Linked DNA regions of Homo sapiens: region 2 is linked to region 1. A link is a loop called in an ENCODE intact Hi-C map of the cell type or tissue named here. Cell type or tissue: Calu3. All regions are shown on one strand.

Region 1 (8,000 bases):
GGTGGGGATTTTCTAAGTGTACACATTTATTTATTTCTACAAGTTACATTTAAGACCAGGAATTAAACTGAGGTTTGCTTCTGTCAGGGTTCTTAGCTTCAGCAACAGAAACTGGTTAATTTAAACACTGAGAGGCTGGATGAATTGGCTCTCGCTGGCAATCCCAGCACTTTGGGAGGGCAAGGTGGGAGGATTGCTTGAGGCCAAGTGTTCAAGACCAGCCTGGGCAACATAGTGAGACTGAGTCTGTACAAAAAAATAAAAATAAAAAAGTAGCCTTGTGTGGTGGTGCATTTGAACGGGGCTCTGCCTCCTTCACACTCCCAGCTCAGCTCAGTTGCATGTGTCAGAGAGTTGCTAGGGAGACTCATCAGGTGCCATCTGCCCTCAGCAGAACCCTGGGATGTTTTCAGAAGAAAAGGGAGGGAGAAGGTATTGGCCTTTTACTGCACACTTTCCAGGACTCCAGCTGAGCACAGTACACCCATTATCTCAACACATTCCTCCAAGAACTCTGTCTAGTGTTTCTGTTTTCCCCATTTTACAGAGGAGAAAACTGAGACTCATGAGCAATTTCCTTGAAGTCATGAAGCCTTGGAGTTGCTTGATGCCTAAAACCAGGTCTCATGACATTTTTACAAGAAAATAAAAACTACATGATAACAAAAAAAGGCTTCAAGTTTTAGGAAGCCCAGGTGCAGAAGGATTTGGGGCAGGACTTTGGAGTTCCCAGCAGTGACCTGATCTGGGTCCCTGTTTTGGTTTAAGATGTTAGGAAGATACAGTATGAGGGTGCAGACTCATTAAAATCTCAGGAGCTGCAGTTGCTTTGTATTTTTTTAAATGGGTGGTCTTTAAATGCCTTTGATTTAGAACTGATGAAACTGATGGAGAGCTTAGAGCAAAGCTAACTCCACCCCAGTGAATGAAACTGTCTCTGAACCTCTGATTCTGGATGAGTTCATGACTGATGCCAGCCGCCAGTCTGTGTGACCCCTATCCTGCAATCCTGCTTTTAGTATGATTCAGTAGTTAGGATATGCAGAAACCTCTGTGTCTTCTTTTTACCCCAATGAGTATGGTTGAAAAGTAGTATGAATATAGGAGAAAGGGGCAGGATTTGGGAAAAGAATGCCTGAGTTAAAACTCTTATTCTGTTTATTAGCAGCGGGATTTTGCCCAAATTTCTTAATCTGGTAGAGCTTCACTTTCCTCCTATGTTGTAAACTGAGTGGCTTTATCTGGGTAGTCACCAGCTGGGCGGGGGTGGTGGCCAGAGGCCACCAGACTGTCAGCCCCACATGGGCAGGACATGTGGTAGGCATTCGAGAAATATTTATCAAATGGGTGAATCCAGAGAGTGAAGGGATGCTACGGTCCATCTGTGCACACTTTAACATGCTGACAGATGCTAGCAGCCTTGGATTCTTACCACAGAGCAGTATCTCAGACTTTAGTGCATTCACAGATAACCTGGAGAACTTGTTAGAATGAAGATTCTGAATTGCAAGGTCAAGGGTGGGGCCCGAGATTCTGAATTCCTTAATGAGCTCTGGGGTGCTGCTGTGGCTGTGGATCACGGACCACTCTTTGTGTAGTGAGAGTATAAATGAGTGGCCAGTGAGTCCACAAGTACATGTGTGGTTGAGTGGGATAGGGCAGGGGTCACCTTGACTAGTGATTTTCCAGTAGGAGCATGACTCAGTTCTCCAGCCCATCCTGTGTCAAGAAACATCCCCAGTCTGACAACACAGGACTGTCAGCGAAGAAAGAGCACACTCTCTGTTTCCCCTGCAGCAGTGAGGGCAGCCTGGCCATGCTACTTCTTGTTTGCCATATTTGGTGAACATGATGGCTGTGGCTGTCTGTTACTGTGAGTCACCAGCCCGTGGCACCAGCATTAATTGCCATGAATACTTGTTAGAGATGGTGGGTGTCCAGTACCAGGCATATGGTTGGTATGTGATAGGCACTCAAGAAACAATAGCTGCTGTGATGAGGATGATGATGGTGATGATGATTATTTTATGAAGTCCTTTCACATCTCATTTAGTGTTCTCAGGAACACAATGACATGGGTAATAATTGTGCAGTGTTTGTTTATCTCTGGATCCTGGATATACCAGGCTTGTTCCCACCTCCACACCTTTGCTGGGAGCAATGGTTTTCAGATGGGAGCAACTTCCATCCCCAGGGACATTTCGCAATATCTGAAGACATTTTGGGTTGTCATGACTGAGGGGTGCTACTGGCACCTAGTGGGTGGAGACCAGGGAGGCTGCTGAACACCCTACACTGCACAGGACAGCCCCCCCTCCAAAGCAAAGAATTAGGCCACAAATGTTAACAGTGCCGAGAGTGAGAAACCCTGGCTTAGATGGTTCTTCCTATAGAGATTACTTCCCCAATTCTACCGTGGAATATTCTATAAGCTTGCTAAACTGACTTTGGAGTGAACACGTGTTATGATGTTGTCTTAATTTTTAAAGCCTAGAGTCTCTTAGTGGTACAAGTTTAAACTAGAGGCCTGCAGAGGCTTCCTCACTGTCCCCTCACCCTATACCCCCCACCCCCAACTTTTACAGTAGGGACATGAGAGGGACAATTTCATATTCCCATTTAAGATGTGAATGGAGGGTTGGAGAAAGGAGCCTCAGTGGGTATATGCTTGTGTCATCAATTTCAGAACTAGACCACAGTTCTTTGTTCGCTATCTACCCTCCCTAACCAAGACCAGCAAGGGATGCCAGCCCAAACAAGGAGGCAGAACTCTTAGGCCCACCTTGGCTGTAACATCCACAATAGTTTTTGTTTTTTCCAAACACAGCAAAAGGGACTAAAAAAAAATTAGCATTGTAAGGAACTAGTTTGGCAAAATAATGCATTTTCCTCTCCAAAAAATAAAGAAGGACTGATGAGGTATGGCCTCCCTCTAGGAATTTAATATGGAATGGATCTTGACAGCACATGGGTTTTTGCACCACCTTCCTGAGAGCCAGGAGCTGCTACAAAACCTCCAGCAGCATTCCCCATTCCACACAATGCACAGGAATAAAATGCAATGATCCTTACAGGTGGCCTGGCTAGTACCGGTGAGCCTGGGAAAAAGGTGGTTTGTTTGTTTGTTTGTTTGTTTTTTGAGACGGAGTCTCGCTCTGTTGCCCAGGCTGGAGTGCAGTGGCGCAATCTCAGCTCACTGCAACCTCTGCTTCCCAGGTTCAAGAATTCTCCTGTCTCTGCCTCCTGAGTAGCTGGAATCAGAGGGACCGCCACCACACCCGGCTAATTTTTGTATTTTTAGTAGAGATGGGGTTTCACCATGTTGGCCAGGCTAGTCTCGAACTCCTGATCTCAAGTGATCCACCCACCTTGGCCTCCCAAAGTGTTCCGATTACAGACATGAGCCACCTTGCCTGGCTGGGAAAATCTTTTGAACAACATAAGGAAATGTCTATTGGGAAGTGGAGTGCAGATGGCAGGCAGGGAGCACGTTGCCTCCTGGAAATGGTTCTTTTGCTGCGAGCTCATGCAGGAGATGTTTGTCAGAGAGGGGTAGATGGCCCACAAAGGGAGGAGCCTCAATTCTGTCTCCAGCAGCCTTTTATTGCTAGTGATAGGTGCCATCAGTGTCTGGCCTGAGGAATGGTCGTGCTCGCAGGCACCTCTGTCAAGTATCCTATTGATCTGTGCTTCCTCTTCCCTGGAACAAAGGAAGAGTAGTAAAAAAGTCAGGCACTGCTGGCTGGGGAGGGTGGTGGTGTGGGCTCCCTGGGGTGAGCTTGTGCTTGGTCATCCTCACAGCTGCCCTCCCTCCAGAACCGCAGATCCTCACCATACTGGTCCCCACAGACATAAGCCCAGCTCACAGTGACCTCTCAGAAAGATGCATGCCTTTTCTGATGTTTCTTTCTCATTGAAGTGGTGGTGGTGATTCATTTTTCTACCATTGGTGCATTAGATATCTGTTAAATAGGATTGAAAGCAATTAATCTGGAGCAGAACACCTGAATATCCCATTCGTAAATAATTGTTTTTCTTGGTGCCCCAGCATTGGTGTGTGAGGGAAGATTTACAAGCCTAAAGCCTATAGGCCAAACTCGTAGAAAAAAAGTGTGGACCCAATCCTCTGACTGTACATATGAGATTAAATGGCCATGATTCATATATTGCCATAAGCACCCAGGGGACATTTTTATGGCATGTTCATAAGAGTTTATAATGTAGAAGAGACAAGATCCACCACTAGCCCCCACCAGGGCATAAAACCCATCTTCCAAATAAAAACACAAAGGCACTTTAGCAAAAGTTCTGTTGCGTGGCTGTTAAAATGGCAGAGAAAAGTCTGTTGAGCATAGGGCAGGCTGAAATTAGTGTCCGAATGTGTAAGTGTGTGTTTGGAAGGAAGGGCATCTCTGGAGCAATATTGCTAAGTTATGGCTGCATGGCTAAGGACCCTGCCAAACCTGGGGGTGAGTCATGGCTCTATTACCTGCTAGCCATGTGACCTTGGGCAGGTCATTCAAGTACTCTATGCATCAGTTTATTAATGAACAGAATAGTACCTGACCTCCTAATGTTCTTGCAAGGATTCCATGAACTCGTGTTTACAAAATATTAAACCTGTCCCTGGAGCATAATAATAGCTCCATAAACGTTAGAGAGGAGAAAGACATGCTGTTGATGATGATGGTGGTAGTGAGGTTGATGGCAATGATCCCTGGTGTCTGGAATGTATCAACTTACAAAGTACAGCCACGTGCCTCAGTCATCTGACTCGTTCCTCTGTCAGTTAAGGAACAGGTTCAACCACTTCGAAACATGCTTGATGGTGCAGACAGCCAGGTAGAGCAGTTGTAGGACATGTCCCTGGGACAGTCACTTGTCCACTGGAGCTGGTCTCGGATCTCTGCCCTCAAGCCCCTGTTCCCTCAGTGCCCTGACTCCCTCGTGCTGCCCATTGGCTGTGTGTCCAGAGACTGTAAAGTGATTTTAACATCAGGACTAGCACACCATGGTTAAGAAGGAGAACTTGCTGCCAGCATTGCCACTCAACATTTTTGTTTGTTTGGATTTGGCTTTTGGAGGGTCTGTGCCTCCATGCTGTTGTGTTCATCACATGTTGCCAATTTGTGGTGAATGTGGCAAGCGTGAGACTCCAAGCAGCCAAAGTTAAGTGTAGAGGGGAAGTTTGCCAATTCAGCAACTGGGATACTGTGTACCCTTTTTGGTCAATCAAAACCTTGTGTTGAACTAAGATCATCCCTTCATGGGGGCCATCTGAATCTGTACTCATCTCAATAGCTAACGTGTATGGAGCCCGGCTTTACAAGAGTGATTTCAGTGAAGCTTCGCCACAGCCTTATAAAGAAGACCCTTTCATCTGCCAGCATTCTTGGCTGCAAGCAACAGAAGCTGACTTGCTTTCTCAAAATGAGAGAGTTTATTGGAAGGAGGTTGTCAGAAGCTGGAGCACAAGGTTGTGAAAAGGAAGGGGGATTCATGGAACCCCAGAGAATCAGGAAGGCTGTTCCATGTGAAACCTCTGTTACTACAATCAACAAAATTTCCAGTCATCTCCACGGCCTGGAGTCCCTCAGTTGGGATTTGCTGAGCTTACTTCAAGACCTGCCATTTGGCTGGGCCAAGGCAGGAAAAAGAGATCTTGTCTGTTAAACAACAAGAGAACTTAGCAGGCTCTATCTTTCTCCAAGACTATATATCATTGGGGGAGCTCCCCAAAAAGTTTTGAAGGTGGGGGACTGGATTCCAGATAGTCCAAATTGACCAATCACCACCACAGTAACATTAATGTCCCTATTTACAGATTAATACACTGATGCTCAGAAGAGTTGGGTAAATTGCTCAATTTCATACCAGCAGCAAGTGGCAGAGCTGAGATTTTCACTCAAAATTGTTGCTCTTTTTTTTTTTTTTTTTTTTTCCACAGAGTCTTGCTCTATTGCCCAGGCTGGAGTGCAGTGGCATGAGCATAGCTCACTGCAGACTTGAACTCCTGGGCTCAGGCGATCCACTCCCGCCTTGGTCCCCCAAAGTGCTGAGATTATAGGCATGAGCTCCTGCACCTGGCCACTGCTCTTCCTTTAATTAGAGAATGCATTGGTTAGGATGAGTTCAGCTGGCAGTAATAGGATGCACTACTCAAACGGACCTAACAGCATGGACATTTATTTGCTCCCACACTCAGAATTAATCCAGGGCCTTCATCATGACATCAGGGACTTGTAGCTGCTTCTTCTGAAGGCTGGGTCCCCTCACGGCTTCAGGGTGGCAGCCACAGGCATCAGAGCTCTTTGCTTCCCTGTTCACATCATGTTGGGGGAAGTGAGAGTGGACTTTCATACTCTCTGTCTCTCTCTTAAGTGCATGAAATACCTTTCTCAGAAGCCTCTGGCAAACCTCTCTTTAAGTCTTATTGGCTGGAATTGGATCACACGTCCACTACTAAACCACTTGCTGAGAGTGATTAACCTCAGACCTACCACAGGAGCTGGATTCAAACCCCAAACTACATGGCCTTTGCAAGGTGACAGGGTGGTTTAGCTGTTGGGGAGTTGACCATGGTCCACTACGAAGAATAACAATGTATATGTTTAACTCCTCTTTTATATAGAACAAGGACCCAGGCCAGTCAATATATTTACCATACTGATACCTGTGGTCAAGTTTAACTCTTTCTCTAGCTAGTAAATGCTTTACCTCATAGCAGTAGTATAAACAGAATGAACATAAATTATTTCTTCATTGTTCTTCCCAGCCTGGACTTTAACATCTCACTGATCTATGGCCAAAAGACATCTATTACAGACACCTTGCTCTGGAGCTTGGCTAACCACCTTCCATTATCATTAAGGCTCATGTTATTTTCTGATGTTTTTAAACATAGTTTGTGACTTGACTTCCTTCTAATATAATGATGGCACCATCTATGGGTGACTCTCGGTTTGAGGTAGGGGCAAGGGTTGGATAGAGAAGAAACTCCCCCAAAGGTGTGATACTTTGTAAGCATAGCGACTTCCCAGAGCAGTATTGCAGAATTCAGAGGCCATGGGTTGCAAGTAACAGAAACTCAAGTTGAGCCAGTTTATGGAAGAGGGAGACTAAAGAGGAAGACTTTTCTGGAATATCCCAGAAAAGATGCAACAGGACCTAATGGAATGAGGGGTTCAAATGGGATCAGGACAAGTGATCTTTTTTTCTGCTTCCCGCTGGGCATCTGCTCATCCTATCCACTTGCACACTGGCTTCTTCCATTTCTGACACCCTCATGGAAGGAAATGTGGCTACCAAGAACACTTCACGCCTTGCTTGAAGGTACTGGAGGCTTTCTTTTATTTTAATTTCAAGGATTCCTGAAAGATCTCTTTTTGGCTCAAAGTGACAGGTGCCAACCCCTGAGGCTGTGGTCAAGAGTCAGGTTGGACTTGCAGGGTGATTCCCCTGATGACCATGTAGAAGATGGGAGATGGGGAGTGATGGGACAATTCCTGGAAAAGAAGTCCTGGGAGGACAGTCCCATAGGCTGCATCATAATCATCTAGTGCCATTGAGGGGAGCAGGTGGCAGGAGAAAAAGAAGGGAATTCCCCTTGTGATTCTGTAGACTTGGCTGTGCCTGCAGTTTTCCAAGGCAACTAGAGAGCTCTGTCTTCTCACCACTTCTTCTGGAGGATTCCCTGAGGAAGCTGCTGGATCTTTCAGAAGGTGCTGATGAACAGAGCTGGGCGAATGGGCATGGCATAGTCCATGCCCTTATGAAGACCAAAGGCTGGCTGGGGAGAGAGATGTGTGCTCAACTCAGGGCCTTCACTGGGCTTCCAGAGGTCCTCTGCTGCCACACTCACTGTATATGGTGACAGCTGTCTATGGGTGGATTTTTTTTTTTTAGATGGAATCTCACTTTGTCACCCAGGCTGGAGTGCAGTGGCATGCTCTTAGCTCACTGCAACTTCCGCCTCCTGGGTTCAAGTGATTCTCGTGCCT
Region 2 (8,000 bases), 240 kb after region 1:
GAAAGGTAGGATTCAGGTGCTGAAGTGGCATCATCTGATTTCTCTCTCTCTCTCTTTCTCTCTCTCTCCTTTGTGCATTTCCCTCTCTGCTTTCCTACATTCAATCATTGGCCGGGCTTTCCCATTGTGATGATGACCAATAGATTCAGGTTACATTACGTTATACCAGCCCAGCACTCCCAGGGCAGAGAGAGAGCCCTTTTCTCTAAAGTTTCAGCAAAGATCTATGAAAAATTGTCTTTGGCTCACCTTAAGCACATGACCTCTCTGAGTTGGTCACTCTGGAGAGGGGGATGCACTGAGAGAAGGGCCAGGTCTAGGTTACACAACACCTTCAGATCTTGTGGATGGCATTAGTCACCAGGAACTCCATGGACTGAGAAAAGGAAAGTGCAAAAGAAAAGTGAATGTTTCTGCAAAAGAAAAGTGAGTTCTATTAACAAAAGCAGAAACAAATGCAGACTGGAGAAATCAACAAGCATCCTCTAGGGAGACTCACCAGTTCAAATGAAGGAATTTTTTTTTTTTGAGACTGAGTCTTACTCTGTCACCCAGGCTGGAGTCCAGTGGTGCAATCTCGGCTCACTGCAACCTCCACCTCCCAGGTTCAAGCGATTCTCCTGCCTCAGCCTCCAGTAGCTGAAATTAGTCACCATGCCTGGCTAATTTTTGTATTTTTAGTAGAGACGGGGTTTCACCATGTTGGCCAGGCTGGTCTTGAACTCCTGACCTCAAATGATCCACCCGTCTCGGCCTCCCAAAGTGCTGGGATTACAGGCATGAACCACAGTGCTGGCCAAATGAAGGAATTTTTGGCTCCCATCTCCTCACTCTAATCTTATTGTGTCAGTTGAGTTCTGTCTTTTCTCCCGCTTGATGGAAAGGCAATACAAATCATATTCCACAGCCATCTTCACATAAAAGCTTGGGGAGGTCTTGCTCTGAGTTGGGAAGAAGGAGGTAGGGGAGGTGTACAGGAGAAAGCAAGTGAAGTGATTCGGTCCTCTGTTCATTAAAGCGGGTAAGATCAGAGTAGTCACATTCATCTCATACATCTGAATCCCCATAAAAGATAAGGTAAACCCTGTAAGAAGAAAAATGCCCCAGGCCCTCAAGTTTGGGGTTCCTAGGAAACAAGCATATTAGGGAACTCACTGGTGTTAATGAAAGAAAGAAATACCACCAAGCATTTTTAGACAGTTGACTTTGTCATTCATTACCTGTGTGATACTGAATAAGTGTGGCACATGCTGATGGATAGCTGAGCCAATCCCTGTTCAACCTCCTTTTTCCAAGGGAGGAAGCTGTGGCCAATGAAATGTAGGAAAAAGTCACTGGGTGGGGCTTCTGGAGCTACAGCAACCATTTTGTAATAATGAAAGTGAACAGCATACACAAAGTCTTAATGTAAAATCAAGAGGGTTTTTTGTTCGTCTGTTTGTTTGTTTTGGGGTTTTAGTGTTTCCATGCTGGCTTAACTAGCTAGATAACGGCTATCAGTGTTACATATAATAACATTGATTTGCACACCACTTTCTGGTCGCTTTTCCATTTTCTCAAACTGGTGGGAGCTGTTTTTTGAGTGTGGAGTGATCATTTAAAACAAGCTTGTCCAACTCGGGACCTGTGAGCCACATGTGGCCCAGGATGGCTTTGAATGCAACTCAACACAAATTTGTAAATTTTCTTAAAACACTATGAGATTTTCTTGAAATTTGTTTCCTTTTTTGTTTAGTTCATCAGCTATCAGTACTGTTAGGGTATTTTATGTGTGGCCCAGGACAATTCTTCCTCTTCCAATATGGCCCAGGGGAGCCAAAATATTGGACACCCCTGATTTAAAATAAAGATCTTTGCTCCATTCAAATTCTAATTTTGTAATACATTTTAAAAAACTTATTATTACTGTTTGGGTCCTGAATCTTTTAAAAAATGTTTCATGGTAATTTGAGGAAACTTTCCTATGAAACTTTGCTACATTTCTTGAACATTCACTTTGTTTTGGAAGTTGCCAAATTGTATTACTGTCTATAAAGAAAAAAATGTCTAAGCTGGGTGCAGTGGCTCGCACCTGTAATCTTAACACTTTGGGAGGCTGAGGTGGGTGGATCATTTGAGCTCAGGAGTTTGAGACCAGCCTGGACAGCACAGTGAGACCCCAGCTTTCCAAAAAAAAAAATACAAAAATTAGCCAGGCATGGTGGTGTGTTCCTGTAGTCCAACTATTTGGGAGGCTGAGGTGGGATGATTGCTTCAGCCAAGAAGGTCAAGTCTGTAGTGAGCCATGAATGCACCACTGCACTCCAGCCTGAGTGACAGAGAGACCCTGTCTCAAAAAAAAAAAAAAAAAATCTCTGAAAAGATTATGCTTGGTGTTTTCCTTAGCAGTCACACAATTCCAGTTATCATGTTTTCATGGTGAAGTTAGAAAATAAAAGAGAGTTATATTTCTAGCTGTAGAAACTATATTTGTTTGTTGTCATTTAAGTGGCCTGTCTGGTACTCTACCATGACCGTACTTCATGAGAGTAACCAACAAAACCTGAATGTACTTAGTGTGTGGTAGGTGCTCATAGGCCTGAGAGACAGATGGCGGTTATGATGAAAGACAAGAAAGACATTGATCTTCTGCTTTTAATTTGTGAAACAGCAAGACATCCACCAAGACGACATTTTGAGGTGGAGGTGTTTCCTATGTTGTGTCAGCTATTCTTGTATTTTAACAGAATCATAGAATATTGATGGGAAGGGCATAATTACTAGGAAAAAAATCATAGAACATTGATGTTAAGGAACAATGTTAAGGTCTACCTAGTCCAAAGCCTTCCTTTTACAGAAACAGCCCCGGATGCCCAGTGAGGGAAAATGACCTGCCCAAGGTCACATGGCCAGTTAATGATAGAGCCAGGAGTAATGCTTGGGTCTCTGAGATTTGCTGTTATTTAATCCCATCTTAACGGCTATGATCAAAGGACATAGTTTCTCTCACACATAAAGAAATAACTTGACTTTTTTAAAAAGCTGGCTAGGTGACTAATGAACTATGTCTACCGTGAAGTGGGTATCCTTAGTCAACTGCCAAGGCCTGTTTGTGCATGTGCTTTTATTTCTGCGTGACAAGCCCTCATTTGGATGCACAGTGAACACACATACCCCTGTGGAAAGATCATTAACTGAGTTGTGGTGGGGCCCACCGGTGGTCAAACCACATGTTTGTGTGTGCACAGGTGGAAATGATGGTCATTCTGAAAGTGTTCACCTCCTACCACCTTGGGGCTGTGTCTCAAACATAGAAGTTCCCTCTCCTGGGTAGTAACCCTCTTGTCTTAATTAAAAAACAAAATCTATACTTGCAGATTGATATCTGCCTATCTATCATCTATCTTCCTCTGATATATGTGTTTGTGGGTGTGCTTGGTGTGTATGTTTGTGCATGTGCATGCACTTACATATATAAAATGACAAAGAGATACATATTTTCTTATCAGATGGCTTTGTCAGGGATCTTGTGAAAAAAAAATAGGCATACACATACAGTTTTTAACCCAGTTATGACCTTCTGCATCAAAATTGGGTTTTGTAGGGTTTGGTAAATTACATTGCAATCTACTACTCATTCTGACATTAAGTATAAATGAAATTAAACTGTAATGAACAGAAAACACAGCTTTAAAGAAAAAAGAAGACATTAAAAGAGAGGCTGCTGGACTATATGCCCTTTCTGAATACTGGGGCCTCAGATTTTGTTTCTTTTTAATTTATGTTTGTGCCATTTGAACCCCCCTCCACAAGCCCCTCCTGGAGCAGCCTGGACAGCCCTTATGAGGTGAGACATCAAGCCCTTCTGATTCACAGCACTGTAGGGCAGTACTACTGCCACAGATAAGTTGAGCCTAAGCCACATAATTTTAGGATCTACTTTAAAATGAGAGCCCGGGCTTAGAATTTTTCTCCAAATTCTGAACATTATAAGCCAACAATGAGAACAACAACAACAGCAACAACAACAGAAATAACCCAAAGCAAATGCCCCCCAGTTCTTTTTGCCCTAATTTTTCACCAATATCAAACTCTTAACTTTCTGAATGTACAAAGAGATTCTTATTTTAAATCCAAGAAAGAAATGACCTCTTCAAATTCATAATGAGGTATGCATTGAACGGAACACAGCCCAAGGTGAGTCATTCATTAATCATAAACAAAACAGCCCCTGATCAAGGACACATAAGCACACACTGTAAAAAGAGGCCAGGTTACCCAATCCCTTTATTTAATATTAACTACATTATGTTTTTCATGTGAGTTCTGAGAAGGTGATTTTCTCACTTTATTTGTAGCCAGCTCAGTGTGAATGGATAATTACTTCCCTTAATGCTGTTTCCCCTGAAGGTTAACCCTGTTCAACAAGACACGATTGAATCTTGCCTCTCACGGTTGGGTGGGGCTGGAGTGGGGGGAAGGGTCTGCATCCGTAGCTAAAGACTTTTAGCTGGAATTCTTCAAGGATGAAAACATCCGCCAACAGGAATATTTCAAATGACATGAATAATATTTGTGATTAATAACAGCTAACCAGAGAAGTACAATCCAAGAAATACATGATTAGCTTATTACAGACATCTGATGTGCTAATTATCTTCAAAAATTTCATTGCTGATGACTGTTTTGGCAGAAATTTGAGCAAGGGAAGAGGAAATTTAAACTTTTATGTAAGTTGGAAACAAAGCATTTGGGCAATTGGACTTTAGAAGACCTGGGAATGGTATTTGGTATTTAATTCTGTCTGATGAGGAGGAAATTAAATAATGAGAATAGAAATCAGTGTGAAGATTGAAACTTGAGTCAACGAGAACTTGGCCGTCATTGTCAGAAGCTCTTCCTTACCTTCCTTGACAAAAGGCTCCTGGCCCTGAAATGAACGGGTAACATGATGCGGTTTGGCAAGACTTGCCTGGGTGCCAGTCATGGGTGTGTATCACTGCTTGTGGAAGACCAACAGTTCCCTAAGGATTTGCTTCTCATTCCCAGTGGAGACCTCTGCAGCACCAGCTACTTTCACTGAAGCATCACAGAATATCCTAACACATGGTAGGGGACCCAGGAGAAAGCCATACAGCTACTTCTGGGAGGAGCCTGGAGTACACACTCTCATTTTACTGATAGAAAAGCTGACTCCCAGAAAGGATGAGCAAGTTAGCAAAGATTTCAAAAGGATGATTGAATTCAGGCCACAGATAGCCAGCCATCTGCTGTGGGAATAGTGAACTGATATCACAGGGCCATTTGCGTAACCACACATGTTCTCTGTCTCACTTTCCAGAAGTTTACAATCAAGAAAGACATTTTGATGTTGATGGCAAACAAAGTAGGCTTAAAACACTCCTCAATTCAACTGCAAAGAAGGAGAGGCAGACTCTCCAGCAGGGAGACTCCCCATCTCCAGCCCTCCTTTCTGTAGCTTCATTGCCAAGGTGCTCCTTCTTTTGTTTCTTTCTCTACCATCCCCTAAGCGGATTGGGGTATCTTTGTATTCTATTAAGTAGGTGCAAAAGTAATGCAGGTTATGCCATTATTTTCAATGGCAAAAACTGCAATTACTTTTGCATCAACCTAATACATTCTGGAAGAAAAGAAGCAGGGGTCACAGCAGGCAACTGCCCGGGGTAGTGATCAAGACCAACGTGCACCTCCCAGCCTGGACAGGAGTAGTCAGATTTATGATTCTGATCCCCAGAAAACCAGATAATCCGCATTAAGCAAAGGTCCGCAAAACAATGAGTTTATCAGAGCAAACCAAGAGTTAAAGCAGAATGCTCCACTGAATGCAACTTAAGCCTCATGAGGACTGAGACCTGTGCTACCTTATTTACTGCTCTATCCCCCTTCAGACCCCTCACCCACTGATCTAGAACTGGTCTGACCCAGATTAGGCACTTATTTCTAGAAAGAACAACTGATTTGAACATTTTGAGCACCTACGTGGTGCCAGGCTGCTAGGCAACTATAAAAGAGACAAAACCACTGCCCTCAATGAGTTCTCAGTGAATGCAAACAGAAGAGAAGGTGATGAACCCAGTGGACTAGTGGCCAAGGGAGTGGACTCCTGGTGGCCAGATTAGTTCCTTAACTCTGCCATTTATTGGCTGTGTGACTTTTGACAAGCTAGTTACCATCTCTGATCTTCCATTTTCTCAAATGGAAAAAGTGGAGAGTAATAATCCTAACATATATAGAGGATTCTGTGAAGGCTATGAAATCACAGACGTACAGATTCAGCACAGAGGGGTAACTAGAAACAGAGAAGAAGTCAGCTAAATGACTACTTCAGTTGTCGCCAAAGCTGCAATTGCAGTTGCCTTGTGTGTTGCAGGCAGCTTTGATTGAAAAGTTAATCAGTAGGCTTGAGTCTCTATCAATAAAAAGGAGAGAGATTGATTTAAATACTTGATGATTCTTTTTAAAAAAGCCCTAAACCCCAAACACCTTAAAACATAAGTGATAGTGAATCAAGAGACAATGAAAGATGAATAATGGCATATTTTCATCAGAAAAATACAATTTTCAAGAAGAAAGTGGCCTCAGGGACCAGCCACGGTGGCTTATGCCTGTAATCCCAGCACTTTGGGAGGCCAAAGTGGGAGGGATAATTTGAGCTCAGGAGTTCGAGACCAGCCTGGGCAACACGTCAAAAGCCTCTGTCTATTGAAAATGCAAAAAATTAGCCAGGTGTAGTGGTATGCACCTGTAATCCCAGCTGCTAGGGAGATTGAGGTGAAAGGGTCACCTGAGGCTGCAGTGAGCCATGATTGTGTCATTATACTCTAGCATGGGTGACAGATGAGACCCTGTCTAAAGAAAATGGCTTCAGGAGTGAAAATTCAGTCTTGATGTGGAACTCTGAGAAGGAAGATGGGTATGAAAGATAGGAGAGTGGCTGATAACTGGTTGGGTGGGTGTTTATGGGTGCAGGATGAGCCAGTGCCTGCCAGAGCTCCCTGATATCATGTTCACCTCCATCCCACACACCCTACTCTGCCCCAAGGTACTCTGAGGGCTCAGAGGGTGTAGATGAGATACTCTTCTCCTTGGCCCAATCACATAATGGTGAACAGCTTAAGATGAGCAACAGCTAAGCATTCAGTAGAGAGGAAGAGCTTTGTAGGTGGAAGAGAACTGGCAAGGCTTCCTGGAGGAGGGGTATTTGCATGGGGTAGTGAAAAATGGGCATTTCAAAGCGAGAAGTATATTGAAGTCATCAAGTTCTTTTTTTTGAAGTCATCAAGTTCAACCTTTTAGCTGATAATTTGAAAAAAGGATCAACACATCAGGTGGTAAAAAACAGGCAAAGAAATGCAGTGTTATCTCTCAGTTTCCAGTAGGTTCTCAGGATAGCTTCATTGGCCTTCAGTAAACTGCTGGTGGTGGAATGGTAATAATAATTAGCAGTTAGTAAGTGTTTACCATGGCCAGGCTCCATACCAGGTGCTTTTCAGGTAGTCTCTTATTTACTTTTCTCAATCACCTTGGGAAGGCACTAATTTAACTGCATCTCTCATTTTATAGATGAGGAAACTGAGCTTCGAGAAGGGAGAGTAACTAGTCCTGAGTCACACAGTTGGTGAAATGTGGAGCTGTCTTGAAAGTTCATGGGTTCACCTACTGCACTGCTTGAAGAATATTTCGGTGTATTACAAATCTGTTCAGAAGCAGAACAGAGAAAACAAAAATCTCCAACAGCGTACACAGCTTATTTGCTAGCAATGTACATGCACATCAAGTGCTTAACACAGTGCCTGACATGGTAAGTCCTTTCTACATCTTAACAGAGATTTGCTTTTATTAATGAGTTATTTACTTCAGAGTCAAGAAGACAACCGGTACTCAGTAAATGGCAGGTGTTGCCATAATGACTGATACGATCAACATATGAGCCCTATTCCCTATCACCTTCCCCTATATAATCAAAGTCCTTGCCACTTTTGGTTTTTCCCTACCATTTC

The links. A loop is a pair of places that touch in the nucleus more often than their neighbours do. Peaks named below come from ENCODE experiments on the same cell type or tissue, not always from the same donor. Only the 100,000 strongest peaks of a DNase experiment are listed, where the experiment ranks them.
Region 2: a loop joins it to region 1, with 1.9 times the contacts of the local background. A loop is called at or near these places in 2 of 110 quality-filtered maps.

Annotation. Positions count from the first base shown.
Region 1 is chr16:51,162,570-51,170,569 of GRCh38, forward strand. No RefSeq gene overlaps it. Among named protein-coding and RNA genes, the nearest start is that of SALL1, 15 kb to the left of the region's middle. In Calu3, no CTCF peak of the experiment used is centred here; DNase peaks (open chromatin) are centred at 1,822 and 4,782.
Region 2 is chr16:51,404,253-51,412,252 of GRCh38, forward strand. LOC102723323 (a long non-coding RNA gene) reads right to left here. Exons shown (of 4, transcript XR_933558.3): 3 at 250-376. Among named protein-coding and RNA genes, the nearest start is that of HNRNPA1L3, 240 kb to the right of the region's middle. In Calu3, no CTCF peak of the experiment used is centred here; DNase peaks (open chromatin) are centred at 279, 4,189, 4,439 and 4,959.